Linked DNA regions of Homo sapiens: region 1 is linked to region 2. Evidence: read pairs that join two places in POLR2A ChIA-PET (ENCODE). Cell type or tissue: A673. All regions are shown on one strand. Links, peaks and the distances in the headings refer to the core of each region. The heading gives the core; the rest is flanking DNA.

Evidence for each region. ChIA-PET counts read pairs that join two places held together with the same protein. Peaks named below come from ENCODE experiments on the same cell type or tissue, not always from the same donor. Only the 100,000 strongest peaks of a DNase experiment are listed, where the experiment ranks them.
Region 1: POLR2A ChIA-PET joins it to region 2 with 6 read pairs; 2 of 35 experiments call an interaction of 5 or more read pairs at or near these places.

What each region holds. Positions count from the first base shown.
Region 1 is chr10:18,196,172-18,212,461 of GRCh38, forward strand. All of the region lies in intron 2 of CACNB2 (calcium voltage-gated channel auxiliary subunit beta 2), which reads left to right. Among named protein-coding and RNA genes, the nearest start is that of CACNB2-AS2, 57 kb to the right of the region's middle. In A673, for the core only: no CTCF peak of the experiment used is centred there; no DNase peak of the experiment used is centred there; H3K27ac peaks cover 1,895 bases.
Region 2 is chr10:18,034,229-18,050,518 of GRCh38, forward strand. SLC39A12 (solute carrier family 39 member 12) reads left to right here. Exons shown (of 13, transcript NM_001145195.2): 13 at 8,477-9,057. The coding sequence ends at 8,605. Among named protein-coding and RNA genes, the nearest start is that of SLC39A12-AS1, 32 kb to the left of the region's middle. RefSeq lists enhancers at 1,583-2,172, 2,173-2,761. In A673, for the core only: no CTCF peak of the experiment used is centred there; no DNase peak of the experiment used is centred there.

The sequences.
Region 1 (16,290 bases), core at 5,407-7,906, 160 kb after region 2:
TGCTTATAATTACATGGCTTGTAACTGTGGGGTTTGTACCCACTATGTGGCTTCAAAGTTGACTTTAACCGACACTACTAAGCTGTTTAACAATACAATGGCAGCACCACCACCAACAAAACTTTTTTTTTTTTTTTTTGAGACAGGGTCTTGCTCTGTTGCCCAGGCTGGAGTGCAGTGGCCTGATCATGGCTCATTGCAGCAGCCTGGTCATGGCTCATTGCAGCCTCCACCTCCTGGACTCAAGTGATCCTCTTACCTCAGCCTCCCGAGTAGCTGGGACTACAGGGGTGCTCCAGCATGCCTGGCTAAATTTTTGAATTTTTTGTAGAGAAGGGGCTTTGCCATGTTCCCCAGGCTAGTCTCGAAGTCCTGGACTCCAGTGATCTGTCCACCTCAACCTCCCGAAGTGATGGGATTACAGGTATGAGCCACTGCACTGGCCAAAGAAACATTTTTGACTGCTCCCTGTGTGCCAATCACTTACTGATGCAAGACTTAACTTTTATCACATCTATTCATTTCACTGGTGTCTAAAACAAACTCATCTTCCTTCCAAAGGGGGTTATCTTTTTCTTTAATGCCATCACTGTGACTGAAATGCCTTTTGTGTGTGTGAACCACTTTCTCCTAAAAGTAATTTAGGGAGACTTTAGAACAATTGTTTTCCAGGTAACTGGCCTTCAATTACTAGTCAATTTCCTTGTCTTCCTGGATTTTTCAGTGTCTTTTGATCCAGCCCATCCTGAGTTTTTCTTGCTATTGTTGAATTCAGGATGCCCTGTTGGGCTTCTTTCTCCTCTCCCCTCCTCTCCTCCCCTCTCCTCCCCCTCTTCTCTTCTCTCCTTTTCTCTTCTTCTCTCTGCCTCTCATTCTCTCTCTTCACTCCCCATAGGGAACCTCATTATGCCTCTTAGCCCCCTGGGCAGTGCTTCCCTATAATGATCATGACATTGGTTGATAGTTATCAGATACAGAGCTCTTTGATGGCAGGCCTGTGTTTCGTTCCTCGTCTTGTTCTTCTAGCACCTAGCATTTGGGCCTGGCCCACAGGGAACACTCAGTAAATGCTTCCTGAATGAGCAAATCCCTTCCTTCTCATCCTCTCTAGCTCTTGGCCTATAACCTACTCCAGACACTCATTATTATTTCATGCCTAAGTTATATCAGCTAGAATGTTTTTGCCTGCAAGGAACAGAAAATACAACTCAACCTGGCTTAAGCAATAAAGAATTTTATTGGCTGACAGAACTGAAAGTCCAGAGATAAAGCAGGCCCCAACACAGGCTTAATCCAAGCACCCCAGTGTGTTTCTTTGTGATTCTCCTGGCTCTGTCCTCCTTCAGCCAACAGTGTGATGGTTATAGGATTTCAGATCCTCATATTAGGCCACGATGACATCCAAAGTGCATCTTAAGAGGGCGCTTTTCCTGGAAGTTTCTAGGAAACCTCTCTTTGTATTTCATTGTTAGAATTGGGCCACATGCCGGTTCCTGAACCAATTCCCATAGTCAGAGCATTGCCATGTTCTGAGTAACTTACAGCTGGATTTGTGGACCAGACAAGTGACAGGGAGAATGGGATTCCTTTGAGCCAAAAAAACAGTCAGATCAACGTCTCCTGGGGCGTGAGGCCTCTTATGAAGGATGGGTGGACACCTGAAAGAAATGTGGAGTACTGCTGGAAATATATGAGCTTTGCATATATTAACATGTTATTTATATATTTTATAAATTATATATGAATATATATTAATGGTTAATATATAGTCAATTAATTGTATTATAATCAATATACTTAATTATAATTAACATTATATATTTTGTATATTATATATTAGTAACAATATAAATTTACATAATATACAGAAAATATACATAAATAATAAATGTTAATGTATGTAACATATTAACTTACATAATTAACATGTAATATATTCATATGACATATATGTAATATATTAATATATATTACATATCACACATATTACATGTATGTAATATATTAACATCACATATATTACATATAAGTAATATATTAACATATATTAACTCAAATGAATTAATATTTGAGTTAATATATGCAATAATATATGTTAATAGTATAATATATATTTAAAGCTCATATGTTCCCAACAGTACCCCATATTTCATATAGTAGTTGATATATGTAAAGCTCATACCGGGGGCACCTGGGGGTATATGTAAATCTCATAGGAAGATTCTTGGGGCTAGTAGCCATCAATCTTCACCACGCTGCACTCTGCAAAGCTTCCTAGTTGGTGCTACTTTTTTGGGCATGCCTTGTTCTGTTCCTTTCCATGGTGTGTCACTGGAGTCATTGCTCTGAAGCATGACATTTATGATATGACATTGATGAAAAATGTTAAATGACTCCCCATTGTCTACTGGAAAATAGCCTGACATTCAGACCTCTGTTCAAGCAATCCCATTTTGTTCTTGCAGATTCATCTTCCAACCCTCTTGGAAAGTAAAGCTGGGTTTTGGCCAAATTGGTTTTCTACTCATGCTCTGATAATGTATGCCCACACTTTTACTTCCACGCTTTCATTTCCTCCACCCAGCATGACTGCTTTCCTTCCCTGTATGTGTCAAAGTTCTAAGCTTGCTTTCAAGATCCACCTTCCATTCTCCCTGACGCATTGCATGACCACTCTAGTTTGAATCAATTTACTTCTATTCCAAATATAAATGTAAATATTCCGAATGTTAAAATTCACTCATTAATATAGCATGGCATTCAACTTAGATTGTTTTGCAATGTTGGATAATGTCTCATTTAAATTTATCTTTTTTTCAGTCTCCCTAGAAGTAAAATTAGATGCATTCGTGATTCTCCTAATGCCTGAGTTAGCACCTTGCAACTCATAGGTGCTAATAAGTATGTTGATATGTGTCCGCTGAGAAAAGTACTAGCAAAAAAGCATGATAGGCACATTGAAACTGTGAAGGTACCATCCAGCTCTTTGAAAATTAGTCTAAAGTAAATAATTAGTACAAACATTTACTGAGAAACTACTATGCACAGGCATGGTTCAAGGTTCTAGAAATTGCAACAAAGAATATACCAAGTCCCTTCCATCAGTGAGCTTATATTTCTAGTGGAGAGACATACAATAAACAAATTAATATTTAATAAAATGTCATGTAATGCCAACTTCTAGGAAGAAAAGCAGAGAAGGGTGAGAGGACATTGGGCTGATATTTTGAAGGTAGGGTGACCAGAGAAGGCTTCTGAGCAAAGTTCTGAGTAAACCTCCCCGAGATGACATGGGGCAGATGGAACCCCATGAGAAAAAGCCCTGGAGAGAAGTCTTGCTTAGTAGGCTTGAGAGAGAGCCAGAAGGCTAGCATGGTTGGAGTGCACTGATGGAGAAGGAGTAATAGGAGACAGGATTGTCAAGGGATAAGGGTTTGGATAATGTCAGATCTTATAAGGTATACCAGATGTTCAGTTTAATTCTAAGTGAAATGAATGCCTTTGATGGACTTTGATTAGGGTAATCATCTGACGTGATATATACTGTAAGATAATTACTTTGTCTTCTGTATGGAGAAGAGATTTTGAGGGAGCAAGACTGGAAGGAGGAAAACCAGAGAAGAAGCTATTACAGTACTAATAGTTCAGGCGAAGTGTGATGGTAGCTTGGTCTAGAACATTGGTGGAGAATTGGGAAGAAGCGGTTGGGATCTGTATACATTTTAAGGTAGAAGCAACCTGTAGAGTTTGCAATGCATTGTATATGAAACTGTGTGTGTGTGTGTGTGTGTGTGTGTGTGTGTGTGTGTGTGTCTGTATTGTTGTAAACAAAGATGAGCAAAAAAGAATCAAGTAAGATAATAGTGGCTTCTCAAATCAAACACTTCATTTAGTTTTTGTTTTTAAAAATCAAACAGACATCCTTGAACAGTGGACATTTTAAAACATTGTTCCTAAAAATTACTAAAAAGTTCCAACATTGTTTAAAAATACTAAATACGTGACAACAATTGAAAAGCACTTAGGGTGATCATTTGCATTTGTGCCATTAATTTAGACATCTTTTTGTAGGTATTACATTAATTATACTCAAAAAAAAAGTTTTTTTGTGTTGAAGATCTTCATTATTGCAATTGTGAAAGAATTGAGGATATTTTGACTTCTGTAATCCATATATTGTACTAATTTAAAACTCATTCTGCTTGGTGTAATCTTTGGTATATCTTATGACTTACATGAATTGGAATATGGCTCCTTTCCATTCATGAAAGGAAGGGGAAATCTGATTGAATTAGTGCATAAGAATGAGCATAAATATAAATAATAAATTTTTTATAAAAGTAAATATTTTAAAATAATAAAATTTAAAACTTCCAGTAAAAATGATCCATTGTGTTCATTACTATTAGGTATGTTTTCTGTACAATTGCATTGTTTATTATTTTATCTGCTTAGAGGAATTAGTCTACCTTTTTCCCCGCGGTAGAAGTACTGCTTAAAAAATTGATGCATTTAGTCTTCTTATACCAGATTTTTCTAAGAAACTTGTAACTTCATCAAATTTATTCACTTTTACAATAATTTTATAGTTGCCAAGTAGCAGTCACTTGCCCCCATTTCTTAAGTAAGAAAAATTTAAGAGATAGGGAAATGAGTAATTGCCATTTAGAAGTTGTTTTCTAATGCCCACATATCTGAAGGAAGCTCCATCTGGAATGCCTTAGCTTCTAGAAACAGATCTTTGCACTACATTTATTTTTTGTGTTGAAATTTACCTCCATGACATCTATACCAACTCTGTGCAGTAAGAATTTGGTTTCAATAGTATAATAGGGCTAACGTTCACTGGCTTCCATTTTATGGCCAAATTAATTCTATTGGGTGATCATTTTAATGCCCCTCTAGGAGAGTTATATGTTTGTGTATTTCTTAATAACTTACTACTGGGAACATTTTATCTATGCATTACTATTTTATTCATTCAATGGACGTATAGTGAGCACTATCATTTTCTAGCCACTGTGGTTGGTTGTTCATTAGAATTTTCAAAACAGTAGTCCTGATCGATTTCTCACATACCTGCCTTATAATAGGGTCCAGTATCTTTTTTTTTTTTTTTTTGAGACATAGTCTCACTCTGTCAGCCAGGCTGGAGTACAGCGGCATGATCTTGACTCACTGCAACCTCCGTCTCCTGGGCTCAAGCAGTTCTCCTGCCTCAGCCTCCCAAGTAGCTGGGATTACAGGCATGCGCCACCAGGTCCAGCTAATTTTTGTATTTTTAGTAGAGATGGGGTTTCACCATGTTGGACAAGCTGGTCTTGAACTCCTGACCTCATGTGATCCTCCCACCTTGGCCTCCTAAAGTGGTGGGATTGCAGGCATGGGCCAGTATCATTTCTATGTGTTGTTTTTAATTGACACATAATAATTTTACATATTTATAAGGTACATAGTGATGTTTCAATACATAAAATATAGAAATGATCAGATTAGGGCGATAGCATATCCGTTTTCTTGAACACTAATTTCTTGAACAGAATATTCAATATCTCCTCTTCACAGCTATTTTAAAATGTATAACATATTATTACTAATTGTAACCATCCTGCAGTCTTCTGGAACACCAGAATGTATTCCTCTCATCTAGCTGTAATTTTGTGTCCTTTAACAAATCTCTCCCTGACATTTTTAAAATGTCTTATACAATTTGAGAGCCAAATGCTACAGAACAGGTGGAATTTCAGTGATCCCTGTTCTCTACCTTCTCATCTGCTTTAATTCTCATAATTTCTTCAACAAGTGACAAAATCTTTCATTATGTAGCCAGGAAGAAAATGAGTAAGATTCTAATTTTTATGAAAGTGCCCTTTCACCAACATTTTACCAGCTCTGTGTTAATAGACAGTTCCCTATTTTGGTGGTAGTTTGATTAGAGAGGGAAGAGTACATGCTTTGGACCCTTAAAATGGAATTGACTTTCTCTGGTGAAGGAAGTCAGTGAAAAAGTTGGCTGACAACACACAAAAAGAGGTGAATTTGGAAGCCATCACAGTATTGCTGGAGATAACCCTATTGACTTTCCCTTGGGTGGTGTCAAGCAGAACTGTGAAGGTTATCTTATGTGATTTGGATGATGAGGATCCTCGGTTACACAGATCGAATTTCTAGTTTCTTCTCTGGCTATGATTGAGTACATATACTGATCTTCTCTGGGCCTTGGTTTCTCTAACTCTCAAATGAGCCACCATATATTATAGGGACCAAACCATGGGATTTTGGGGTCAAAAATATCCTCGGTGTAAGTATCAGCTCATCTGTTTACTTCAAGTTTTTTTTTAACTCCTTTAAAAACTTCACATTCTCATCTGTAAAGCAAGGATAATAATACACAATCTATAAGGGCTTAAGCAAATTAGAGATGATATAGTTTAAGGATTTAGTATAGTTCCTGGAACAGAGTAATTTCTCAGTCATTGGCCGCCCAATGGCATGAATTGAAAAGGTTGAGCCAGTGTCTATAGTTCCAGAACCATTCTCAGGTTCTATTTTGGAATGTTTATCTCTTCTGTGTTGTGGCTGTGGAGTAAGATCCATCTGGAATGTAGTAACGTCAAGAAATAGCAAGTTCTTTGCCTTTCTGTCTTTGTTTCAGGAAGCACATACTTTGTAATCTGTGACATTTTTATGCTGAAATTCCCTTTCTTGACATACAGACTGACACTGTATAATTCAGTCAGTTTCCTATTATCTCTGTTGTTAAGCAAGACTGGATTTTCATCACTGGGAAAGCTGTTAACAGAGTCCCCATTAAGCGAGCCATCACTGAACATTTTCCTTGATTGATGCTTTAAGATTCTGTCACTCACTCTTTGAAAATATCAGACTACAGGGTCTGAAGCAGGTTTCTGCAATATTCTGCAGTACCTCATGGGTACAAAAGAGACACAGGAATATGCCACAGCATCTAGATCCAATTCTTAGTGAAAATTTTGTTCTTTCATCTGTATTCTGGTCAGCCAGCTTGAAGTAGACACAGGCAGATGCTTGGAGAGTCGAAATTATAGCCGAATGATATCACAGAGTAGTTAAATACCAGCCAAGCTGTGGTTGCAGCATGGCAACTTTACAAGCCGGGCAGGTTAGCATGGATGCTGTGAAAAGTGACCCCTCTATCTGAAAAAGGGTTTTGTACCTTGGCTGGCATTAGTCACTTTTCCTTGTTTGATATTTACAGCTTTCTCTTGTCCTTTGTATCCTTTGGGTAACACACCGTGAGTGAGAGCAGAAAAGCTTTCCTTATAAAGGTAGCAATTTTATTCAAGATTAAAATGCTCTATTTTTCCACATTACATCAATGAGTACCTTCAAAAAAAGATGACTTAATGAGGGGGAAACATGAATAAATAAACACCCACACGTACATACATATGTATGTGTGTATATACATAGAGAAACATAACGGGGCGAGTGATCGTTGATTATTTTAGCGGAGGCTGTAGAGGGAACAACACAATTACATATATGGTAATGAAGAATGAACAAGTAATTGTGTTGTAATTTCCCTCTGCTTTTTGCTAGTGGTGACTGTTATGAAAAGCAGGTTGTTGGAATAAAAAAAAAGATACTAAATAAAGAACCGTAGTTCTTATAATAGCATTTTATAGTCTGTCTTTTGAAATATACTAAAATTTTTCACAATCCATGTTTCTCTGCTTTTGCCAATTGTGTTTGTGATTGTTCATTTGTGCATAGAAGTTTCAGTAGGAAAATACAGTCGTTTTTGTAAAGGTTGGATTTATAAGCTTCAATAAAAACAGGCTCATTCAAACAAAAAAGCAATCAGATTGCAAAATGGCAAATAAAAGAGGAAGCTTATCCTTATAGGAGAAAAAACGTTTAATTTTAACATTATGTTTAAATAGACAAAGAGACCTACTGCAGACTTTTAAAGTGTTCATTTTGCTTCCGTTGCTGCAGTTCAGCTTACAGATGGTCCCTACGATAGTTGCTATAGAAACCAAACCTTTTTCATCAATCTCTCCCTGTTGCTATGGTGTGTTTGCAGCCACTGCATGTAAACTTTTGTATAAAGTGTCATTTATGCTTTTCATGACTGACCTTATAATGAAACATATTGATTATACATTAACCAACAAAGTCTAGCATGAAATGACACATCACCACTAAACACCCGTTACTAAGTAGAATAGGTGGACCTAACATTATTTGTAGATGTGAATTGTGCCTTTGTTAACCAGGCTATTTGAAATATCAGTGGGATAAGGAAATCTTGCTCTAATTGACAAAAGCAGAATCTTTTATTTTCTTTCTTGAAAGTGATAGTTTTTCTTTTAAAATTTAGTTTCTTCAAAGTTAAACCTGTCATAGGATTCAAATTTCCTGCTTTGTAATTTTTGCTCTGACATTTTATGTGTGGCCTTAGGCCACAAAATCATTTAACCTCTGGATTTAGTGAGATAACAAAACTATGGCATGATAGATTTGGATGTGTTAAGCTCTGCGAGGGCAAGTACACTACCTGTTTTGTTTACCGTTATACATTCAGAACTTGGTGATATCCAGACAAACAGCCTAGAATACAGTAAACATTCAAAAGTACTTGTTGAGTAAATGAATATACATGTTATTGCTTCTGATCACATATGCATTCCATACTGTACTTTCTGTATAGAGTCAATTTCAAGAGTAGGCTTCATTTCATTTTAATGCCACAAATATTTAATGAGTTCCTACTAGTGGTAAAATGCTTCACTTCTTGCTGGATTCCTTAAACTTTACCAGAAAAAAAAAAAAAAAAAGGTCTGGCTTTCATGCCCAAGACTCTATATTCCAAACTCTCTAATGTTTATACATTTGTAGATGTCAAGTGTTTTTTGTTTTTGAGGGTTTTTAAAAAAAAATTCTTAAGATCTGTATCATTGAATAGAAATTTCCTGGACTTTCCTTTCAACATATGTTATTAACATGACAGTTATCTGTCCAGTGGTTAGAAGCATGGTCCTTTGAATCAGAAAGACTTGAGCATTAACTTACTACCTCTGCACTATTGGGAAGGTTACATCCCTTTGCTAGCCTCAGTTTTCTCATCCGTATAATGGGGACACTAATACCTAACTCATATAGTTATTGTGAGAATTGAATGGGATTTATAAAGTACTAAGCGCAGCAATTAGCCCAGCGAGCACTCGTAAATGGTAGCTGTTATTGTTGTCTATATATGCATAGAGGATGCGCATGACTAGTTTGTTGAACAGTCAAAAATCTGTGAATTTTACTATTTTTATTTCCATTCAATGCCTCTAACTGTGTGCCATGACAGCTCTTTCTTTTCCACTGGGTGAGCACATTTTCTTAATATTTGGTGTATTGTTTAATGTACCAGTCATTTTGGATTTAAACAACAAAATTCTATGCAGCTTAAAATTCCATTCACAAATATGAATGAAATCTGATCTCCATGACCTCCAAACCACACTTCTGAGTCTTAGAATTGGATGGGGTCCTTGGCCTGATCTTCAATTCTTTCTTCTATTCCAGCTTACTGGAGTGGAGAGAAGAGGGTAGTGTTTCAATGTTCCCTGCTCCTCATCAAAACCTAACTCCTCCAGTGATTTAGATCAGAAGTCAAGGAGGCAAAGAGTTTCTACAACCCATCAGAGACAGGAAGGCATCTTTGTTCTTGCTCCAATTTGCAAGGGTTCCATCTGTTGATGCTTACCTCTGTGGGGTGGGTCCAGGGAGAGAGAATCTACGGTTTTCAGTCTCCCCAGGCCCTCTCCATCTATGAGAATTTTTTTGTTTGTTTGTTTTGAGATGGAGTCTTGCTCTGTCACCCAGGGTAGAGTGCAGTGGTGCAATCTTGGCTCACTGCAATCTCCACCTCTCGGGTTCAAGTGATTCTCATGCCTCAGCCTCCCAAGTAGCTGGAACTACAGGCATGCACCACCATGGCTGCCCAGTTAATTTTTGCATTTTTAGTAGAGACAAGGTTTCGCTATGTTGGCCAGGCTTGTCTCAAACTCCTGACCTCAGGTGATTCACCCGCCTCAGCTTCCCAAAGTGCTGGGGACTACAGGCGTGAGCCACTGCGCATGGCCATCATCCATGAGGATTCTTAGAGACACATAGCTGTATCTCCTTTGTCTCCTGAAGGCAGTCCTCTTCCCTGACTTCCTCTCTCCAGATGGGGCATCCACTGCTCGGGCTATTGCCTGGGCATCCCTACTATGTCCACCTCATCCTCCCACCTGTGTATTGTGTCACATGGAGCCACAGAAACAGCAGCATTGTGCAGTCACTTCTTTCTCTCCCATTCCCCTCATGCTGTGCATGTTCCTTCTTTTCCCCGATGGGACCAACTGCTCCAGCCAGCCACTCTCTGGCTTTCAGACATGTCTAAGGAAATGTAGGAGCAAGACGCAGGCTGCGTCCATGTACTTCCCTCAAATTCCAGAAAGGGGCACATGCAGATTCTCACATGAACGTCCCAGTGTGCTCCAGTCCTCTCCAAAAAGCATGCTGGGGGGCGCAGTAGTGGTGCCTTCTGCACTGCAGCTTAGCAAGCAAAGTGGGGAGGGTAATGCCGGGCTCCATTTTTCGCTGGAAGGTGAAGTAAGACATGCCAGTGTAAGCATTAAGCCAACCAAAGTTTTAAGTCCACTGTTGGGGAGGGATTGGTGCAGTAGTTCCCAATTATCCATGGTTTTCTTTCAAGATTTCAGTTAATCGAGGTCAACTTGAGTACAGTACAATAAAATATTTTGAGGGAGAGACGACATTCACATAACATTTATTACAGTATATTGTTATAATTCTTCTATTTATTTATTTAGAGACAGAGTCTCACTCTGTCACCCAGGCTGGAGTGCTGTGGCATGATCTCAGCTCACTGCAACCTCTACCTCCCGGGTTCAAGTGATTCTCCTGCCTCAGCCTCCCTAGTAGCTCAGACTACAGGCGTGAGCCACCACACCTGACTAATTTTTGTAGTTTTGGTAGAGACAGGGTTTCACCATGTTGGCCAAGCTGGTCTTGAACTCTTGACCTCAGGTGATCCGCCTACCTCTGCCTCCCAAAATGCTGGGATTACAGGCATGACCTCCCAAAATGCTGGGATTACAGGCATGAGCCACTGCACCCAGCCAATAATTGTTCTATTTTATTTTTAGCTATTGTTAATCTCTTACTGTGTCTGACTTAGAAATTAAACTGTATCATAGGTGTGTATGTATAGGAAGAAACAGTATATCAGAACTATCCATGGTTTCAGGCATCCACCAGAGGTCTTGGAAGGCATCCCTCATGGATAAGGTGGGGTGGGGGAGAAACTATATATCTTAGTTAATAAGCATTACTAGAATGTTACAAAATATATTGAAGTTTGTAACATATAGAAATCATGTGTCACTTAAATCTGTAATGTAAACACCTGCAGTACTGCAAAGCTTAGAAAATTGCACACATTCATTTACCTTTTGACTAATTTTTGTTCTTTCTTTTCAAATATATTTAACATGTACATGGGCATGATGTATTATGTTGCATGTTGCATATCACATAGCAAAACTTTAGCTTCATTTGTTACTTAAGAACCATTATTATTAAAAGCATCATATTGTATACTATATATATAGTTTCTATTTGTCAATTTAAAAAATAGTTTACAAATAAGTAAAAAGAATCATCGTTATGAAAAAGGAGTTATCATTGTACCAGCAAAAAGGAGAGTGAATTAACAGTTTTGATGTAGAATTCTGCATAGTAGAAGTTGACATATGTATGCTTTGTATGTGCTGCTTTTAAAAAATCTCAAGTTTCTATTTAAACCCTGAATTTTAGAAACCTACGAATATTAGTTGCATCTTTCTTGTCAGAGGAACTATAAAAACACTTTAACACAAATGCTAAACCCTAAAACCCAAACAGGTAAATGAGCCCATGGACTGATAAGCCTTTAGCCATTTAGAAGGAGCTTCAAAAAGGCTGTTTTAGCTGGACACAGTGGCTCATGCCTGTAACCTCAGCACTTTGGGAGGCTGAGGCTGGAGGATGACTTGAGCTCAGGAGTTCAAGATCAGCCTGGGCAACACAGTGAGACCCTATCTGTACACACACAAAAAACTTTTTTTTAATTAGTGGAATGTAGTGATATGTGGCTGTTGTCCCAGCTACACTTGGCATGCTAAGGTGGAAGGATCGCTTGAGCCTGGGAGTTCGAGACCAGACTGGGCAACATAGTGAGACCCCATCTATACAAAAACTAAAAAATTAGTGGGGTGTGGTGGTGCACACCTGTGGTCCCAGCTACTTGGCAAGCTGAGGTGGGAGGATTGCTTGAGCCCAGGAGTTGGAGGCTGCAGTGAGCCATGATCGTGCCACTGCACTCTAGCCTGTGCAACAGAGTGAGACCCTGTCTCAAAAAAATAAAATAAAATAAAAAGATTGTTTTAAAATGAATCTGACGTTATTCCTCATTCCTTATTGCTTGTTCACCTTATTTGTTAAATTTTCAGACTGGAGCCCAGCCTGAAAAAGGACTGAAGTCCTTTTCTGTAGTCATCTCAGCTACTGGAAAGGCAACTCTTAAGCACACTGTTTTAGAGAAGGGCTGAGCGGTAGAAGATACGACGTTTAGAGAGAGAAAGCCCCTGAACACGTATTAATTCTAAAGAATTCTAAGGAACTGATGCGTATACATCCACATATGAACCCAGGGCGATGTTGAGTTCTTCTGGTGGGATTCTCTGGAGCACATCATCGTTGGCATTTGATGACTGTAAAATCGCTGGAAGTTGAATGTGCACATTTAAATAGAAACTAAATGATGCAATGCAAAACTAATATAATCTTTTCCAGATTAGCTGCCATTCCACATTACCTGCAGAACTGCTTCCTTCCTCTTTTGTAGGTAATGGGCTTGACTGCATGTGAAACATAATGTAAATGTTATGTCTTATTAATGCATCCAGGAAATCTGCCTTAAAAATTACTTTTTATCACAGAAAAATGTGGCTTAATTTTTTTTAATCATATGCCTTAGGCAAACAATGGTTTGACGGCAACATCACCTGCATGGAGCACTGAGTTTATTATTTTTATTTTTTTGATAGATGGATATGTTTCTCCAGGGGCTTTCTGCTTTAAGTTACAAATGGTTATTAAATTTTCAAGAAAGGTATTCTCTTAACTCTCAAAGTCTGTCTATTTTTAGACTTTTGCAGCAGGAAATAGAAGTAAGGATGTGCTTTTCCAGATGTTTCCAGCTTGCTTTTTCGTCAGCTGTGTGGTTCTACAACTTGATACTTATATTTGGAATAATTCTGAGCTGTATTACACAGGCAATGAAGGGGTCTGTTTGAAAATTTGTAAACAGGTTATTTTTTCACTTATAATTAAATATGTGTTGCTGGTTTGGGAAGAATTGACTATATTAGCTATTGATTTTTTTTTATATGTAGCATACCCAAACTTGATGTTTTGAACATTTTCATGTTTTAAGTAGTGCCGACAAATTTGCTTTTAGGGCACCATAATATGGTCTTTTTTGACTTTAGAAATTAGTATTTCTAAAATTATTGATTGTCTTGAGTCATTTACATGTTGAATATTTCTCTGGACAGGTTTAATAGGACAAACCAAACGTAGTCCAAAAAATAAAATTCTTTCAAGACCTATATATTTTCGTAAAGATAAAATACTAGTTCAGATAGTTTGTCATTGACAAACTACCAAAAGCTCCTTGGTGGATGTCTAGATTTTGAAATGGATAGGAGAAAGAAAAGGATGTATTTCTGAATACTACTGGGCCCTTAAGACTAATTTTTCAGAGAATCTTTGCTAAGGTTGAGAAGAGGTCTCCTTTTGAGTTACAGGAGGAGGGAATGTCATATCCCCGTTTGAAAGTGAACAGCTCTTCCTAGCCATGCCACATTTCCAGTGGTTCCACTTGGGAGCGTGGCAGGACAGAGTTGATACCTGCCAGGTGAGTAATGAGGCTTTTAGATTGCATGAAAATACATTCGTGGTGGTGGCTATAGTCAATCTTAAGCCAATCTAAGTGTGTGGAAGAGAAAACGCAGCTCCAGAATGGAGAGAAATGTATATACATGCAGGTACACGTGTGTGTAGGTATACATATAACAATTTTAGAGTAGTTATAAATGGTATGATAATTCATTGAGATTAGAAACTGCATACCACTCTTTATATAACTGTCTTTGAACAAAGGTGAAGAATGGTTTTTTTTCCCATAGGCCTTAGAAGCTGGTGGGGGTTGGGGTGTGGTATGAATCTGTAGAGGCGATAAATAGAATGTCGTAGTTAAGAACCCAGGGATTAGGGAGAAGACCTGGTTGGATTGCTGGTTCTGCCACTCTCCACCTGTATAACGCTGAGTTATATTTATTTGTCTTTCTAAGTCTCAGTTTCCTTATCTGAAAATTGGTTACAATAAAGGACTCTACCTCCTAGATTTATTGTTAGCATCAAATATAGTAACATTAATGTGTCTTTAATTATTACAGACCCCAAATCTGTAAGTAACTCAAGGAATGTTTCCTCTCAACCTGTCTCATCATTGAGATCAAGGAACTTAAATGCTTTTAAGTAAATGTAAAATATGTATAATATATTGCATGCACATTATGGAAAGTGGAGTGGTAGTTGATAAGCGTATGGCTTTTGGACTCAGAATATGAGTACAGGGATTATGCATTTACCATTTCTTATCTGCATGCCTTCAGACAAGTTTCTCAGCCTTTGTAAATTCCTGCTTCCTCGTGTATACATGGACACCATTGGAGTAGCTACTTTGTAGAATTGCTGTGAAGATTAAATGAGAGCATCTGAAGCACTGAGCATGAAGCTTTGCTCATGGGAAGACCTCCATGACTATTAGCTATTATTTTTGCTGTTGATGTTGTAAACAGACTTGGAGGCGGAGGGCTATGCAGTAAGTTGATTTGAAGGAGAGCAGTAGAGGGTGAGAGAAACAGAGGGGTAGAGAAAGAGGAAGATGGAAAAGAGAAAGCCGGGTACTCAGTAAGTAGGTTTTGAAGTGCAGGGTCACCGTGTTTGTGACACTAGGCTTGGACATTGCCATTGTCTAGGAAACTAGTCTTTGAAATGCATAATTCCCCATTCTTTATTTAATCATTTATGAGTAAGTAGCTTGACTGGTTCTATTTTTAAATATTTATCATTCAACTTTTAAGATATACAAAAAGGCTCAAAGAATAATAAAGTAAAGCATTACATACCTATCACCCAGCTTCATGAGCTGGGTTTGTTTTTATTGCCAATAGAGTTGCTTCCCTTTGTGTAGCACTCTTTCCTACTTGCAGACTACCTTAAATTTCTTAAACCAGTTCTGTGAGTTTTAAAATATTTTTATTATACACGTGTATCTCTTTAAGCAATGTATAGTACTGAGTATTCTTAGATGTTTTCCTGTAAGATGTATTTACAGGGTTCAGATTTATATAAATAGCGGAATACTGTAGTGTGCTGCTCACACCTCTCTTGCTGCTAAACCTGATGGTTGTAATTTATCAGTAATGTTACACATGGAGCAGTTCATTCATTTTCATGCAGTAGAGTATTCCGTGGCGTGAATGCGACACAATTCACTTATCACATTTTCTGCTGACAGATATTTATTTACGTGGTTTCTTTTTTTTTTTCTCCCCATTACCAACAATGACATTATAAATATGCAGGTGCATTAGTTCTGGTACAAACGTGCAGACGTTTCTCTAGGGCAGTGCTTTCTCAATCTTTTCTGAATTATGACATATGTAGAAAATAATATTTTCAGGGTGTTCACAGCTGTATCAACAGGCCCAAATCCTCCAGGCCTCAGGTGTTTGTACAGCTGAATAGATTGATATCTCAGGCACACCTACAACTCAGTCAATCAGTGGGGAAGTTCTGCTTAAGGCCGACCTTGGAGTGGAATGGCTTAGTTGTACGGTGTGCATATTTTTACCTTTACTCAATATTGCACTTCTCCAAAATCATGGTGCCATTTTTACATCTCAACCAGCAGCATCTGAGTTCTCATTCCCCCACATTTTATGAACTCTTGGAAATATTTTACTTTCACCATTTTGTCAGTCTGATCCTCTTCTGCTTTTATACCTTGACTTGATACCTTTTGCCATATATTGTGTTTTTTTGCTTTTTATATTGATTTGTAGAAGATATTTTTATATACTTACTGTAATCCTTTGTCAGTTTTATGTGTTGCAAATATCTACCCCCAGTCTA
Region 2 (16,290 bases), core at 7,709-10,208:
CTGTCTAATGTTGACAGTGGGGTGTTAAAGTCTCCCATTATTAATGTGTGGGAGTCTAAGTCTCTTTGTAGGTCACTCAGGACTTGCTTTATGAATCTGGGTGCTCCTGTATTGGGTGCATATATATTTAGGATAGTTAGCTCTTCTTGTTTAATTGATCTCTTTACCATTATGTAATGGCCTTGTCTCTTTTGATCTTTGCTGGTTTAAAGTCTGTTTTATCAGAGACTAGGATTGCAACCCCTGCCTTTTTTTGTTTTCCATTAGCTTGGTAGATCTTCCTCCATCCTTTTATTTTGAGCCTATGTGTGTCTCTGCACATGAGATGGGTTTCCTGAATACAGCACACTGATGGGTCTTGACTCTTTATCCAATTTGCCAGTCTGTGTCTTTTAATTGGAGAATTTAGTCCATTTACATTTAAAGTTAATATTGTTATGTGTGAATTTGATCCTGTCATTATGATGTTAGCTGGTGATTTTGCTTGTCAGTTGATGCAGTTTCTTCCTAGTCTCGATGGTCTTTACATTTTGGCATGATTTTGCAGCGGCTGGTACCGGTTGTTCCTTTCCATGTTTAGCGCTTCCTTCAGGAGCTCTTTTAGGGCAGGCCTGGTGGTGACAAAATCTCTCAGCATTTGCTTGTCTGTAAAGTATTTTATTTCTCCTTCACTTATGAAGCTTAATTTGGCTGGATATGAAATTCTGGATTGAAAATTCTTGTCTTTAAGAATGTTGAATATTGGCCCCCACTCTCTTCTGGCTTGTAGGGTTTCTGCCGAGAGATCCGCTGTTAGTCTGATGGGCTTCCCTTTGAGGGTAACCCGACCTTTCTCTCTGGCTGCCCTTAACATTTTTTCCTTCATTTCAACTTTGGTGAATCTGACAATTATGTGTCTTGGAGTTGCTCTTCTCGAGGAGTATCTTTGTGGCGTTCTCTGTGTTTCCTGAATCTGAATGTTGGCCTGCCTTGCTAGATTGGGGAAGTTCTCCTGGATAATATCCTGCAGAGTGTTTTCCAACTTGGTTCCATTCTCCCCATCACTTTCAGGTACACCAATCAGACATAGATTTGGTCTTTTCACATAGTCCCATATTTCTTGGAGGCTTTGCTCATTTCTTTTTATTCTTTTTTCTCTAAACTTCCCTTCTCGCTTCATTTCATTCATTTCATCTTCCATCGCTGATACCCTTTCTTCCAGTTGATCGCATTGGCTCCTGAGGCTTCTGCATTCTTCACGTAGTTCTCGAGCCTTGGTTTTCAGCTCCATCAGCTCCTTTAAGCACTTCTCTGTATTGGTTATTCTAGTTTTACATTCTTCTAAATTTTTTTCAAAGTTTTCAACTTCTTTGCCTTTGCTTTGAATGTCCTCCCATAGCTCAGAGTAATTTGATCATCTGAAGCCTTCTTCTCTCAGCTCGTCAAAGTCATTCTCCATCCAGCTTTGTTCCGTTGCTGGTGAGGAACTGCGTTCCGCTGGAGGAGGAGAGATGCTCTGCGTTTTAGAGTTTCCAGTTTTTCTGTTCTGTTTTTTCCCCATCTTTGTGGTTTTATCTACTTTTGGTCTTTGATGATGGTGATGTACAGATGGGTTTTCGGTGTGGATGTCCTTTCTGTTTTTTAGTTTTCCGTCTAACAGACAGGACCCTCAGCTGCAGGTCTGTTGGAATACCCTGCCGTGTGAGGTGTCAGTGTGCCCCTGCTGGGGGGTGCCTCCCAGTTAGGCTGCTCGGGGGTCAGGGGTCAGGGACCCACTTGAGGAGGCAGTCTGCCGGTTCTCAGATCTCCAGCTGCGTGCTGGGAGAACCACTGCTCTCTTCAAAGCTGTCAGGCAGGGACATTTAAGTCTGCAGAGGTTACTGCTGTCTTTTTGTTTGTCTGTGCCCTGCCCCCAGAGGTGGAGCCTGCAGTGGCAGGCAGGCCTCCTTGAGCTGTGGTGGGTTCCACCCAGTTCCAGCTTCAGGGCTGCTTTGTTTACCTAAGCAAGCCTGGGCAATGGCGGGCGCCCCTCCCCCAGCCTCACTGCCGCCTTGCAGTTTGATCTCAGACTGCTGTGCCAGTAATCAGTGAGACTCCGTGGGCGTAGGACCCTCCGAGCCAGGTGTGGGATATAATCTCGTGGTGCGCCGTTTTTTTAAGCCGGTCTGAAAAGCGCAGTATTCGGGTGGGAGTGACCCGATTTTCCAGGTGCGTCCGTCACCCCTTTCTTTGACTAGGAAAGGGAACTCCCTGACCCCTTGCGCTTCCCAGATGAGGCAATGCCTCGCCCTGCTTCGGCTCACGCACGGTGCGCGCACCCACTGGCCTGCGCCCACTGTCCGGCACTCCCTAGTGAGATGAACCCAGTACCTCAGGTGGAAATGCAGAAATCACCCGTCTTCTGCGTCGCTCACGCTGGGAGCTGTAGACCGGAGCTGTTCCTATTCGGCCATCTTGGCTCCTCCCCCGTGATATCTTTTACAACAAAGGCAGCCTAATAACTATATCATTGGCATCTTGCAGTTAGCATTTTAAAAATTATATATATATATATATATATATATATATATATATATATATATATATATTTTTTTTTTTAATGGAATCTCACTCTTGTCGCCTAGCCTGCGGTGCAGTGGCACAGTCTCGACTCACTGCAACCTCCGCCTCCCAGGTTTAAACGATTCTCTTGCCTCAGCCTTTCAAGTAGCTGGGATGACAGGCACCCGCCACCATGCCTGGCTAATTTTTGTGTTTTTAATAGAGTCTGCGTTTCACCATATTGGCCAGGCTGGTCTTGAACTCTTGACCTCAAGTGATCTGCCAGCCTAGGCCTCCCAAAGTGCTGGGATTACAGGTGTGAGCCACCATGCCCAGCCTAAAAATTGCTATAGATTATACCTCTTTCCAAAATTTTTTGGACCATTTGATTTTCCTCTTCTTGAATTACCTGTTTGGTATCTTTTGCCTGATTTTCTGTTGGTGTGTTTGCTGTTATTGTTTATTGATTTATTAAGTGTTGATTATTGATAATTCATTATTGATTGCATCATGTATTTTATCAAATTTTCATGAAGTGCAGTGACATTTTTATGCTTAATAGGACATTTCTACCATTGATATTTTCCATTTTTTTCTAATTAGACCAATTCGCCCTTGGTCATAATAGACAAGGATGAATTTCAGATAGAAACAGTGAATCTCAGATAGAGAATTGATCTTTGCAGTTCTTTGTATGTTCACTACAGTTAGGAGGTGACCTGGTTTCTTGTCCTCTTTCTGACATCACAACAATGTGACTGTGGGTGAGCTGTTATCCTCTCTGAGCTAATGTTTCTTCAAAACTGAAAGGAGTGAATAGTTTTATCACTTGCAGGATTATGAGAAGTAAAAGGGGGGAAATATATATGTAAGAAAGGACGTGATAAATAGATGTAAATGAAAGGCAAATAAAATAAGCATTGCATAAGACTTTGTAGCCAGGACAACCTGAAAGACCTGGCAGGAAAGAAGTGCTGCTAGAAGGCACAGCTAGGCCAGGTGCAGGGGCTCACACCTGTAATCCCAGCACTTTGGGAGGCCAAGGTGGGCGGATCACCGTCAGGAGATGGAGACCATCTTGGCCAACATCATGAAACCCCATCTCTACTAAAATACAAAAAATTAGCCAGGCATGGTGGTGCGTGCCTGTAGTCCCAGCTACGTGGGCGACTGAGGCAGGGGAATTGTTTGAACCCGGGAGGTGGAGATTGCCATGAGCCAAGATCACACCAATGCACTCCAGCCTAGTGACAGAGTGAGCCTCCATCTCAAAAAAAAAAAAAAAAAAAAAAAAAAAAAAAAAGCACAGCTAACTGTATGGCAAGTTATCATAGGGTCCATTATTTCGATTAAAAAAAAATACAGGAGCCTGTTGCAACTCCTGAAGACATTGTATTCCATGTAAATGTTGCCTCTGGAGTTGTGAAAATGTTCATGGTGTTTTCTGGTGGATAATGCCGTCATTTATATACAAGAATAAAGAATTCTTAATTTTCTCACTGGGAGTAGGGTCACTGACTCTCATAAAAGATGCATTCAATTCAATAGGTATTAAATCCTCCAAGCAAGCAGCAGGTTTATAAACTAAGGCTAGTGAGAAAAATAATGGATTGGACAATTGTTTTAAAAATTTGGGACAATTTTGTAATCCCAGCACTTTGGGAGGCCAAGGTGGGCAGATTACCTGAGGTCAGGAGTTCAAGACCAGCCTGGCTAACATGGTGAAACCCAGTCTCTACTAAAAACACAAAATATGCCAGGTGTGGTGGTGTGTGCCTGTAATCCCAGCTACTTCAGAGGCTGAGGCAGGAGAATTGCTTGAACCTGGGAGGTGGGGAGGTTGCAGTGAGCTGAGATCATGCCACTGCACTCCAGCCTGGGCCACAAGAGTGAAACTCTGTCTCAAAAATAAATAAATAAATAAATAAATAAATAAAAATAACTGGGACATGTTTTGGATTTAGTCAAAACAGAAACAGCTTGAAATTCTGCTATAATTTACAAGATATTAATTCTAGCTCTGTGTTTTTGTACCTAAAACATTTTGGTGATTTGATCGACCCAAATCTAGGGTCTACTTCTCCTCAGCCAAAGACCCTTCCTGGAAGTGTGAGGCAAAGATGGAAATTCAAAAGTGAGCTTTCCAAAATGTAGGTTCATGAAGATATTGATGATTTGAAAAGTCATCTCAAATTCTATCTCTTGAACCAGAACCATTTTTACTACCATGCGTCTATCTTGCCCAAAATATTTTTCTCCATAATAGTCCACTCAAAATAATCGTGATGGTTCAATAAATGACCTATACTTTATAAGTCTTTGCAAACAAAACCTTTCCAGAAAACACTTCTACTGTGTACTTTACCAAAGACTAAGAACAGCCAGGTGGCAGTAGGGACAGAGATGGGATATGCTGTTAATTCAGCCATGTTTTACAAAAGATAATTAATAATCTTGTTTGAAAAATGAGGAGGAGGAGGAGGAGGAGAGGGAACTACACAAGATCTTATTCCATATTTGGAAATTAGAGTAATCAAGGTTTGAGCCTGTAAATGACCACAGATGGTATGATTGTGTCTCACAGATGCAGTTTGAGATGCAGCTTACTGGGACAAAGGAAGGTGGTGGCCTATGTTGTCTGGCTTTGGAGAAAACTATTAAAAAATACTGAAAACTATTGAGAATCAAAGTGATTGGGGCTGAGTATGGTGGCTTATGCCTGTAATTCCAACACTTTGGAAAGCTGAGGCAGGAAGATCAGTTGAGCCCCGGCATTTGTGATCAGCCTAGGCAACATAGCAAGACCTCGTCTCTACTAAGAATTTTAAAATTAGCTGGGTAGGGTAGTATGCACCTGCAGTCTTAGCTACCCAGGAGGCTGAAGTGGGAGGATTGCTTGAGCCCAGGAGTTCACGGCTACAGTGAGCTATGATCACATCACTGCACTCCAGCCTGGGCAACAGTGAGACCCTGAATCAAAAAAAAGAAAAACAAGGTATTGGAAAATTCCCATGTATGTACCTTGTTAATCCCTCAAGAGTACCATCAAATGCAAGCTCTTTGAGAACAAATACTATTTCTTCCCTATACATATAAGCCTTAATCTAGAATTCTGCCATGTCCACTGTGGATTTTGAATTAATATCAAGGCATTTAGAAACCAAAACACTCTGAATGTTGAACTAATATCAAGGCATTTAGTAAATGAAAGATATTCATTCGCCACTTAGGAGGAAACGGGGAAAGTTTGTCATAAATCCATTGTTAACTATATGAGAAACTTGCAACAGTTACATATAGTTCAAACATTAAATATATGTAATTTAAAACATATACGTAATATATAAAACATGAAATCAGATGTTTCAGCTGCTTCTTGCTAAGTCACTTTACTACAAAATTGAAAATATAGACTGTTTTATCCACATTCCATAGATTTTCCAAAATGGCATTTTGAATTTATAATTGATGAATCAGATAAGATTTTTCTAAAGTATAACATGTTTAAACCTGGCATAAAGACACCAAAAGAGCATGTAATTTGTTTAAAATGGTCCACCCAGGAGAGCAGTTCTGGATCCTACTTTGTCTTTGAGTCCATTGCTCCATGCCGGGATGTGAGATGGCAGGTCATAGTAAACCACCCTCATGCCATTGAAATAACTACCTAAGATGAAGAAATATCTCAAACAGAGCATTCAGGGTGCTCCTCTCCATGTACTTAAAAATGTGTCAACCTGGCCAGGCATGGTGGCTCATGCCTGTAATCCCAGCACTTTAGGAGGCCAAGGCAGGTGGATCACCTGAGGTCAGGAGTTCAAGACTAGCCTGGCCAACATGAAGAAACCCTGTCTCTACTAAAAATACAAAATTAGCCAAGCATGGTGGTGGATGCCTATAGTTCCAGCTACTCGGGAGGCTGAGGTAGGAGAATCGCCATAACCCAGGAGGCAGAGGTTGCAGTGAGCCGAGATCATGCCACTGTACTCCAGCCTAGGCGATAAGAGTGAAACTCCATCTCAAAAAAAAAAAAAAAAAGTGTCAAGCCATTTTCTATTGCCATAAACCTAAAGTCCTTGATCATTCATTTGATCGATAAAATAATCTGAGTCGTTCTCTACTGGAGGTGATTTTTATCCCCCAGAGAAAATTTGACTGTGTCTGGAGGCATTTTTGCTTGCCATGATTGTGGGCAGAGACACAGCTGACATCTAGTAGGAGCCATAGATACTGCTACAACATCTTCTAATGGACAGGAGAGGGGTCTCACAATGAAGGATGATCTGGCCCAAAATGGCAAGATTGAGTTAAATCTCCAATCCTTGTTGACACGAGCCTGTGTCCCAATGGAAATGACTGTGTAATGAAAGAGGTATGCTTGCTCTGACCTTCTCAGGGTGAGGGCTTTGAAATAATTTGAGACAAATACACCTTGGGGCACTTCACACAGATGCGTGAGTGAACCCTTCCCTCTAAATGGTGTTAGGCCATTTCACAAACATGAAATAGTTGCCATGTGTTTCTCTGAGAATAAAATATAGCCACAGGACAGCCTGGTCAACACAGTGAAACTCTGTCTTTACCAAAACATACAAAAATTAGCCGAGTGTGGCAGCACATGCCTGTAGTCCTAGCTACTCAGGAGGCTGAGGCAGGAGAATTGCTTGAACCCGGGAGGCAGACATTGCAGTAAGCTGAGATCCCACCACTGCACTCCAGCCTGGGTGACAGAGTGAGACTCTGTCTCAAAAAAAAAAAACTTTATATATATATATATGTATATATATACACACACACACACACACACACGCACACATACACACACACATACATACACACACCATATATATGTGTATATATATGTATATACATATGTATATATGTGTATATATATGTATATACATATGTATATATGTGTATATATATGTATATACATATGTATATATGTGTATATATATGTATATACATATGTATATATGTGTATATATGTATATACATGTATATATGTGTATACATATGTATACATATGTATATACATATGTGTCTATATGTATATACATATGTATACGTATATGTATGTACATACATATGTATACGTATATATATGTACATACATATGTATATGTATATATATACACACATATATGTATATGTATATATGTATACATATATATATGTAGCCACAGGAGATAATGTCCTTACTGTTCTAAAGATCAGGAGGATCTTAGTCATCGCTCTCTCTCTCTCCTTTTCTTCCTCCCTCCTCCCATAATATGTATATATGCCTTACATCAACCTGTGCATATAGTAGTTCTATAAGCCTAATAGAACAGTCCAAAATAATAATTTTGATGCATTATTTACTTCACATTTAAACATTTTCTGAAAAGTAAGAGTTGGGTTTGTTTTTGGTTGGTAACTATGTCATTTTAAGACTTCTACCAAAGGCCAGGTGCAGTGGCTCACGCCTATAAGCCCCAGCACTTTGGGAGGCCGCAACATGCAGGTTGCTTGAGCCCAGGAGCTTGAGACCTGCCTGGGCAATACAGGGAAACCCCATCTCTACAAAAAAATGCAAAAATTAGCTGGGTGCAATGGCACGCACCTGGAAGGCTGAGGTGAGAGGATTGCTGGAGCCCAGGAGGTTGCTGTGAAATGTGATCGCAGCCATTGCACTCCAGCCTGGGTGACAGGGCAAAGACCCTGCCTCAAAAGAAAAAAAAAAAAAAAAAAAAGACTTTGCCAATCCTGGGATCCTCATAACCACAATCAAATGGCTTACTTTTAGCTTACATTTCAAAGACATGGTAGAGTAGGTATTCAGCATTTTGTAACTGTTTTGGGAATTTTAAAGGTTATTAAGTTCTGAATAACAGTCGCTCATGTTTTCCCACCAAGCTTTTCCCAGCAGTTGAATATATCTGGATCTTATTCTGGTTTTTTATTCTTTTTTTAGCTTCCTGAAATGACTCATGTTCAAACACAACGACCCTGGATGATGTTTCTCCTGCAAAACTTTGGATTGATCCTAGGTTGGCTTTCTCTCCTGCTCTTGGCTATATATGAGCAAAATATTAAAATATAAGTGAGGATCTTCAACATCTTTCAAAAATGCATTTATATAGTCTTACTTTGTTTCTTTCATTGCACTCTATAATGATTTTTAAATTAAGAATTTTTTATCTTAGGCAAAGTGTGTCTCTTTCAATTCATTAACTTATTAATTTTATAATGCAGTTTTATTTTTGGAAACATATAAATATCAGACTGTCCTTAATTGAAATTTTGTCTTTGGTTTCCAACACCATGATGAAGCTCTTGCTTTTTAAAAAGTAGTTAGTAAATTCTGCATGAATTTTAGTAAACTTTAAAAAATAGATTTTTTCCCTAAGAAAGAATGTTTGTAGAATTTAAAGTGGACAGATGCCTGTTGGAGTAAAATCAACTGCAACTTTTTGATGTTAATTTTTTTCCCTGTGCAATTATAAACTATAAGCAAGTTAAGTGACAAGCAAATGTAATAAAGACTAGTTTTAATATGGTGGTTTTTATTACCTTCTGTTACTGGATGTCAGATTCTGAGTCATCTCTTAAAAAAACAATGTATAGTTCACCCACTGACTCTAGAGCGCTTGTGAACAAGCCATTTTGGGAGACCTAAAGGATAACATGTCAGCATTCTTCTATGTAAGTCGTCAAATGAAATCTGTTCCAGGCAAGGGGAGCTGGAAACATAAGATGAAGTTCAAAATTTTTAAAGTAACAAAACTGGAGTCAGGCAGTAGATGAATGCCTAAACTCTCACAGATTTAACAGAGAATATTTATGGGAATAATCTCACTAACACGTGAGATATATTTTATCTTCTTTCTGAGGAAACAGAATCCTGAACAGGATTTCAATAGGTAAGTTCATGAAATGTACATGCAATTTACTGATAACCTAGCGAAAGTGTTGAAACAGAAAATAACCCTGGCTTTAGTCAGTTTTCTTAGAAAACAGATGCCTTATATTTTTCTTATTTTTTAAATGCTATTTCTTGACAAGGGAAAAAACCCATTTTACTCCCAAAATGACTCATGGTGCTCAGTCAAAAACATCTCTCCTATCTCTTACTCACCAGTAGGTTTTGTTGTTGTTGTTTGTTTGTTTGTTTTGCTATGCCCTACCCAAACACTATATTTTTTTTTCAACTACCTTTCTTTGATTCCAAAATGAGGTGGATTTTTTCTCCAGTTGTCTTTAGAGCTTAATTTAAGCAAAGGCCATGCATCATCACTGGATAGTGCAATAGTTCTAAAACTTTGGCACAAACAAGAATTAACCAGAATATTTATCTATGAAAAACAGAGCTTGGCCGAGCATGGTGGTTCATGCCTGTAATCTCAGTGCTTTTGGAGGCCAAGGCAGGAAGATCATTTGAGACCACCAGGAGTTTGAAACCAGCCCGGACAACATAGCATAGATCTCATCTCTACCAAAAAAAAAAAAAAAAGTTAGCCAAGTGTGGTGGTGCATGCCTGTAGACCTAGCTACTAGGGAGGCTGAGGTGGGAGGATCGTTTGAGCCCAGGAGTTCAAGGCTGCAGTGAGCTATGGTGGTACCTTTGCACTCCAGCCCGGGCAACAGAGCAAGACCCTATCTCAAGAACTAAACAAAAAGACAGATCGCTGGGCTCCATCCCTCTCTTCTGATTCTGTAGGTCTGGAGTGAGGCCTGTGACCTTGATTTTGAACTCCTTCCATGGGATGCTGCTTTTGCTGGATGGGGCACCACTCAGTACCACTGGTGTGATAGATGTTGGGCCGACTTGGCTTCAAGAAAGTTTAGGCGCACACCTCTGTTGCCCAAGTCAAGTCATGTGCTTTTAAGTAAGTAGGCTAACACGTCTACAAACCACATGCTAGATGCGAGCTCCTGGGCTGAAACACCCATTTCTTTGTCTGCATGCCATGGGACATCAGATCAATCCCAGGAATTATTGAATTAGGACTCCATGCAGCAGTTTTTTTCATATTCATATTTTCCCTAAAAGGTAAGCAGATTTGATACATAGAGCTTTGCCATTTTTTTAAGAGGATAAACTGCAGCTGAACAAAAATCTCTTTGTACAGGTCAGCATGGTGTGGAGGTCAAAATACTTGGCACTGTCTGTGTTTTGGTTTCTGTGACCGGGTTCTGATTTTGACCTTAAGCTTTAATTTATGCCATTTTAATTAGAAAAGTTCTGATGGACGACTTTGTTCCAAGTTCAAGTTTGGAGTCATTTAGAGCTGGCTAAATTAAAATTCTTGGTATGAGCTGCTCACCTTCAAGTTAGAGGAAGTTAAGTTTAACCCCCTGCTGAGGTTGGAAATAGTATGCAGAGAGGCTTAAAGGAAGTGAGCTGTCAGAGGATTTAGGAGGACATCGTCAGTGGGTGTTTGCAAGCCTATCACCAAAGTGCCTTTATTGTAAGCGGAAACCTGTGGTCATCTGCAGAAGTCATTTGAAGAGCAGTGTGCTGCCTTGGACCCTGGGGACAGCTTTCTAGATCACCATCTCTCCCCTCCTCTGCCTTAACACTGGTTTTGTGTTCTTCCAAGGAGTTCAGGTTCCAGATAACAAACCCTAGCCTGTAATGGACCTCCAGCCACAAGCAGACTTAGAATTGCTAGAACATCACTATTCCTCAAAACTGAGTGGCAAGAATAAAAGGATGATGGCAACTATTTGCTTTCTAAATATGCGCAGGGTCTAAATTTGACTCTCCATAACGTCATAGCTTTAAGCTATTTAAGTTATGTGTTACTCACTGATCTTTGGGGTGAATGGTGTTTTCCTTGAAACCAGATTTCTCAATAACATTCGGGTATTTATGTTTCCCAGGCTTAAACTTAGCATTCCACTGTATTTCGACTTGGTGATTGACTTGTCGTTGTTATTTTTTTCCCTGAACTAGAAATGCTTCTGGAGAAAAATCAAAGAGCATATCACACAGAAATCTTATGTGAACATCTATCATCCATAGACAGGGCCATCTTTAGGGATGGGGAATCGGCCCGTGTTTCTGTAGTGCTGAGAGCAGAGCCTGGGAAGCTGGTTCCACTGCTTCATGCTGGACAGGACAGAAGTCTTAAATAAACGTGTCCATCAATTGTGGTCACTACAAATCCCTCCCCCGCTTCCCAGAACTCAGATTTGGAGGTGAGACTGTGCCTCTTCTTATGAGACACACCTCTCTGGGTTCTGCACATTTACAATTTCATTTCCCCACCTAAACTGGAAAGGAAGGGCTGGGTCATGCGGCTACTAACCACTTGGGTAGACGGCACTAATCAGTTGGGTTCTAGGCAGTCATTAAGAATTCAAGCTATAAACTATAATTTTGGTTCAAATCCCAGCTACACTGCCTAATAGCCTTGTAACTTCTTAGAACGGCAGTTTCTTCTTATGTAAAATAGGGCTAAAAAGAGACCCTCCCTCACAGAATTGTGGTAAGGTCAATATGGGATACTGCTCATGAAGCACTTAGCACTGTGCCTGGAAAATACTAGTGGCTCAATAAATGTTAATTTGTTATCACTAACATCATCATCATCACCATCGGTCTTCCCTTCTTTCATCACAGTTTACCTCTCAGTGCTGTACCTTTGGTCAATGAGATCTTTTTTTTTTCTTGGTGGAAAATGGAGATCAAGCCTTTTTATATAACTGCAATCTTCAATAAGATCTCCAAACCAGCTCCCACCAGCCCTTTGAAGTTGTCCTGAATGTTTTTTCATATTGACTCAACTTCCAGAGCTGGAGACATGGGGGCCCCCTCTGATGTGCCCCGTTCTGCCCATCCTTCCAGGCTTACAAGCAGCATGAGCCCCTCTCTCTTCTTCTTTATCTCGTAACAAGTGGAAATCCATTTTGTTCCACTCCAGTTACACTCCTAAGGTTGAATAATGGAGACTCACAGAGAAGAAACTGTCTGAGGTCATTGTTATTGTCACAGTTTGATTTCAACTCAGGGAAGACAAAAAGCAGTTCAACTAATTTCTCCTGTTACCAATGCACCTGCTGAGGAAATCAAACCACCTCTGAAAAGAGTCCAACACCATCAAGGTAAACAGGGCATCTGCTCACTGGAGGCCTGGTTTTGTTTAAGCAGTGCTCCAGTGGGACAGCACACATTTTGGAAACTATCTGGGATTTCTTCTTTACTGACTAGATGGGTCTCACTGTCTCAGCATTTCCATTAAATTTCAGGGTATGCAGAGTGATCATAGACAGCCCACAGTATCACATAGTGCTAGCCCTGGAACCAGCTTCAGAGATTTAATCCAACTCTTTGATTTATAATGGTGATGTAATAGCAAGTATTTTTATAGCACTTATTATATACCAGATACTGCTAATAGTGCTTTATGAGAGTCATTTAATTCCAAGAACCCTGTGATTATAGGTGTAATGCGGTTTACAATTCCATTCTACAGACGAAGAAATTGAGGCCCAGAAAGGTCAATTAACTTGCTCAAGTTTACAGAGCTGAAGTAAGCTCCAGAGTCTGTGATACTAATCTCTACCTCGCACCCCCTCTGCATAGAGAAACTGAGGTTCAACGAGTCTGAATTACTACCTAAGCTCTTATCTCTGGAAATGAGTTTACCTAAGACTAAATTCTAGATCCCTGAATTCTAATCCAGCAATCTTAATAATCTTTACAGTCTTCCCTGGTCCTGCTCAATCAAGCCTTCTCACCTATAAGGTCTTAGTTATCTGAGGTTACTTTTACTATTCCAGTTCATGTTAATATCCCCCTATCGGGACTTGCAACCTATGCAGTAAGTTTTTGCGTTGCCTTCTGGGTTTTCTAATTGTTGATTTATGGGATGGTAAAGAAAGTGATCAGAGGTGCTAGCTCTGGATCTAGCAGCAACTGTCTGTGAGTTTTCAGGCTTACACTTCCTCCTCTGAAAAATGGGAGATTAGACTAGATGATCCTTTAAGATCTCACTGAATACAGGCCATTCAATCCTGAAGTAAGGACTCTCTCCCCAGTGGAAGGGGTGGTTCATCCACTGCACATCAAATAGCACACAGCTTATGGCAGGTTCTGTTATTCTTGTAGAAGCCATTAGTACAGTAGGTTGAATAGTATTTCCCCAAAATTCATGTCCAGCTGGAACCTCAGAATGTAGACTTATTTGGAAATAAGGCCTCTGCAGATATAATTAGTTAAGGTAGGATGAGATTGTATTGGTTTTAGGTGGACCCTAAATCCAATATGACTGGTGTCCTTGTAAGAAGAGGAGGGGACACACACACAGGGAAGATGGCCAACGGAGGACAGAGGCAGAGGACTGGATGATGCAGGTATAAGCCAAGGAATGCCAGAGATTGCCAGTAACCACCAGAAGCTAGGAAGAGGCAAGGAAGGATCCTTCCCTAGCGCCTGCAGAGGAAGCCTGGCCCTGATGAGACCTGGATTTTGGATGTTAAGCCTCAAGAATTGTGAGAATACATTTCTGCTGTTTGAAGTTACCAGTTTGTGGTTACTGGTTGTACAGCAGCCTTAGGAAATTAATGAACTTTCTTTTTTTCTTTTTCTTTTTTCTTTTTTGAGACAGTCTCGCTCTGTCACCCAGGCTGGAGTGCAGTGGTATGATCTCGGCTCACTTCAACCTCCACCTCCTGGATTCAAACAATTCTCCTGCCTCAGCCTCCTGAATAGCTGGGACTACAGGCGTCCGCCACCACACTGGCTAATTTTTGTATTTTTAGTAGAGACAGGGTTTCATCATGTTGGCCAGGCTGGTCTTGAACACCTGACCTCAGGTAATATGCCAGCCTCGGCCTCCCAAAGTGCTGGGATTACAGAAATGAGCCCCCACGCCCGGCTGGGAAACTAATGAACTTTCTAAAGGAGGAATATTCCCAAACATCAAAGCCCTTGGGATTCTCCTCGGCATAAATATTTGAAGAATTATATTTTTAAAACCTAGGTTAAGGACTGCAAACTAGAAAGTGTCACTAAGGGTCACTCTCTCTTTAGGTTCATTTTCTTCAACAAACTCAACAGACTGGACACAACAGAGAGAACACGGCTATTAGCTATGTAGATACACAAACCAAGAAGACACGTAACTATGTCTACAACAAAATGACGCTTCTAAAAAAGTGACAATCAAGCTGAAAGCAGCTTGAATGATGGATGATAGGGTCACGTAAACCTCAAAAGTAAACCTCACACAGAATGCCCTTCAGCTCTTGAGAATGACACTACAGAGGAGAAATCTACATGCAGGGCAGCAGCTTTCAATATATAGGTTTATATTTTAAGCAATAAGACCTTTTTATTACAGAAAAACTTGTGTGGAATCTGCACAGATGCTCTTAAAACTGCCTTGGTAAAAGCCAAGGAATGGAAATCAGGGCTCTAATTTCTTGGTCTCTCCCTTTCCTTCCTGTAGAAGTCTCCAAGGGATCCCTACTAATATCCTTGGAAGAATAAAATCCTGTATTGTAAGCAAATATTTATAGTTATAAAAAGTATTCACAACCCATTGAGTAAAAAAGCAATTTACCAACAAAGCATATAATTCCAGTGTTGTGAATATACAGTATGATATATTACACATATATCCATATTGAAAATGTTCTGGAAGACTATATGCTAAAATGTTCATAATATTTCCTAAGGGGTGGTATTTAAATGATATGATTTTGCTTTTTTAAAAAACAACCTATATTTCATTATTTTTGGCACCACTGTGTTATATTTAGCTTTGGAAATAAGAAACGAGTAAAATAAATTAAAAAAAAATCTGTAAGAACTCTGGAAGATTGTGCCATTATTAAACAACCTAAAATTTCAAAAAGATAATGAGTGAAGTCGCCTATGTGTTCAAAAATCTGCCATATGGAACTTCTGGATTCCACTCTGACACGTAAGGAGCTTAGAAATCATTACAAGAAAAAAGTCAAACACCCTAAAAAGCAACAATTCTTCTAAGGTCCTTCAGAGAGCAAAGGTCGCAGAGCAAATTGTTGGCCTCAAAATGTAAGAGACAGATACAGAGAACTGCAACTTACCAAAGCCGAAGCCCAGGAGCAGAAAACACTGCAGGACCCAGGACCAGTATCCAATAACAAGGTAGAGAAACCTTAGATTGGCATTGATTAATTGCTCGAATCATACTGTAGAGAAGTTTGAGAGCTAAAAACCCTAGGATGGCCCAGTTTTGCATGGAGGGCCCTCACCTGCATGATTTTTACCTCCAGGAACCCTACCAGGTTCTCACAGTGAAGACTGGAGAAAAATCAACAAGTGCTTCCGGCATGGAGAGGGGGAAAGCAGCCATTTGGAAATACACCAGAGCTTTCTGTTCTTAACAAGGTCTGCCCTCAAGAGAAGCCATTTTACCTGAGCCTATTTGATAAAAATATCAGAGACTGACAGCCTGGAAAAAGAGAAGTGCCCAACTGCAGCTCCCCCTAACCTTTCTGTCTACCTAAGAGAGAGAAAATAAAAACTGAGGTCACAGCCCAAGGACACGGGCTCATGAAAAGGATGAGCCCTAATCATAGGATTTTAGAACACTTCCCCTCCCCTACACCTTATCAACACATCAACAGGGCTCTTGTATAATAACAAGGCCATGCAACTGTAAGCACTGTGCATCCCACATGTGATTTCAGAAGAGGCATCTGGAGAAATATAAAGACAACATGGGAGACAAGAACAAGGATACCAGAGGAAATTTTAGCCTCTGACAACTACAGCTCCAGCAAACACTAATT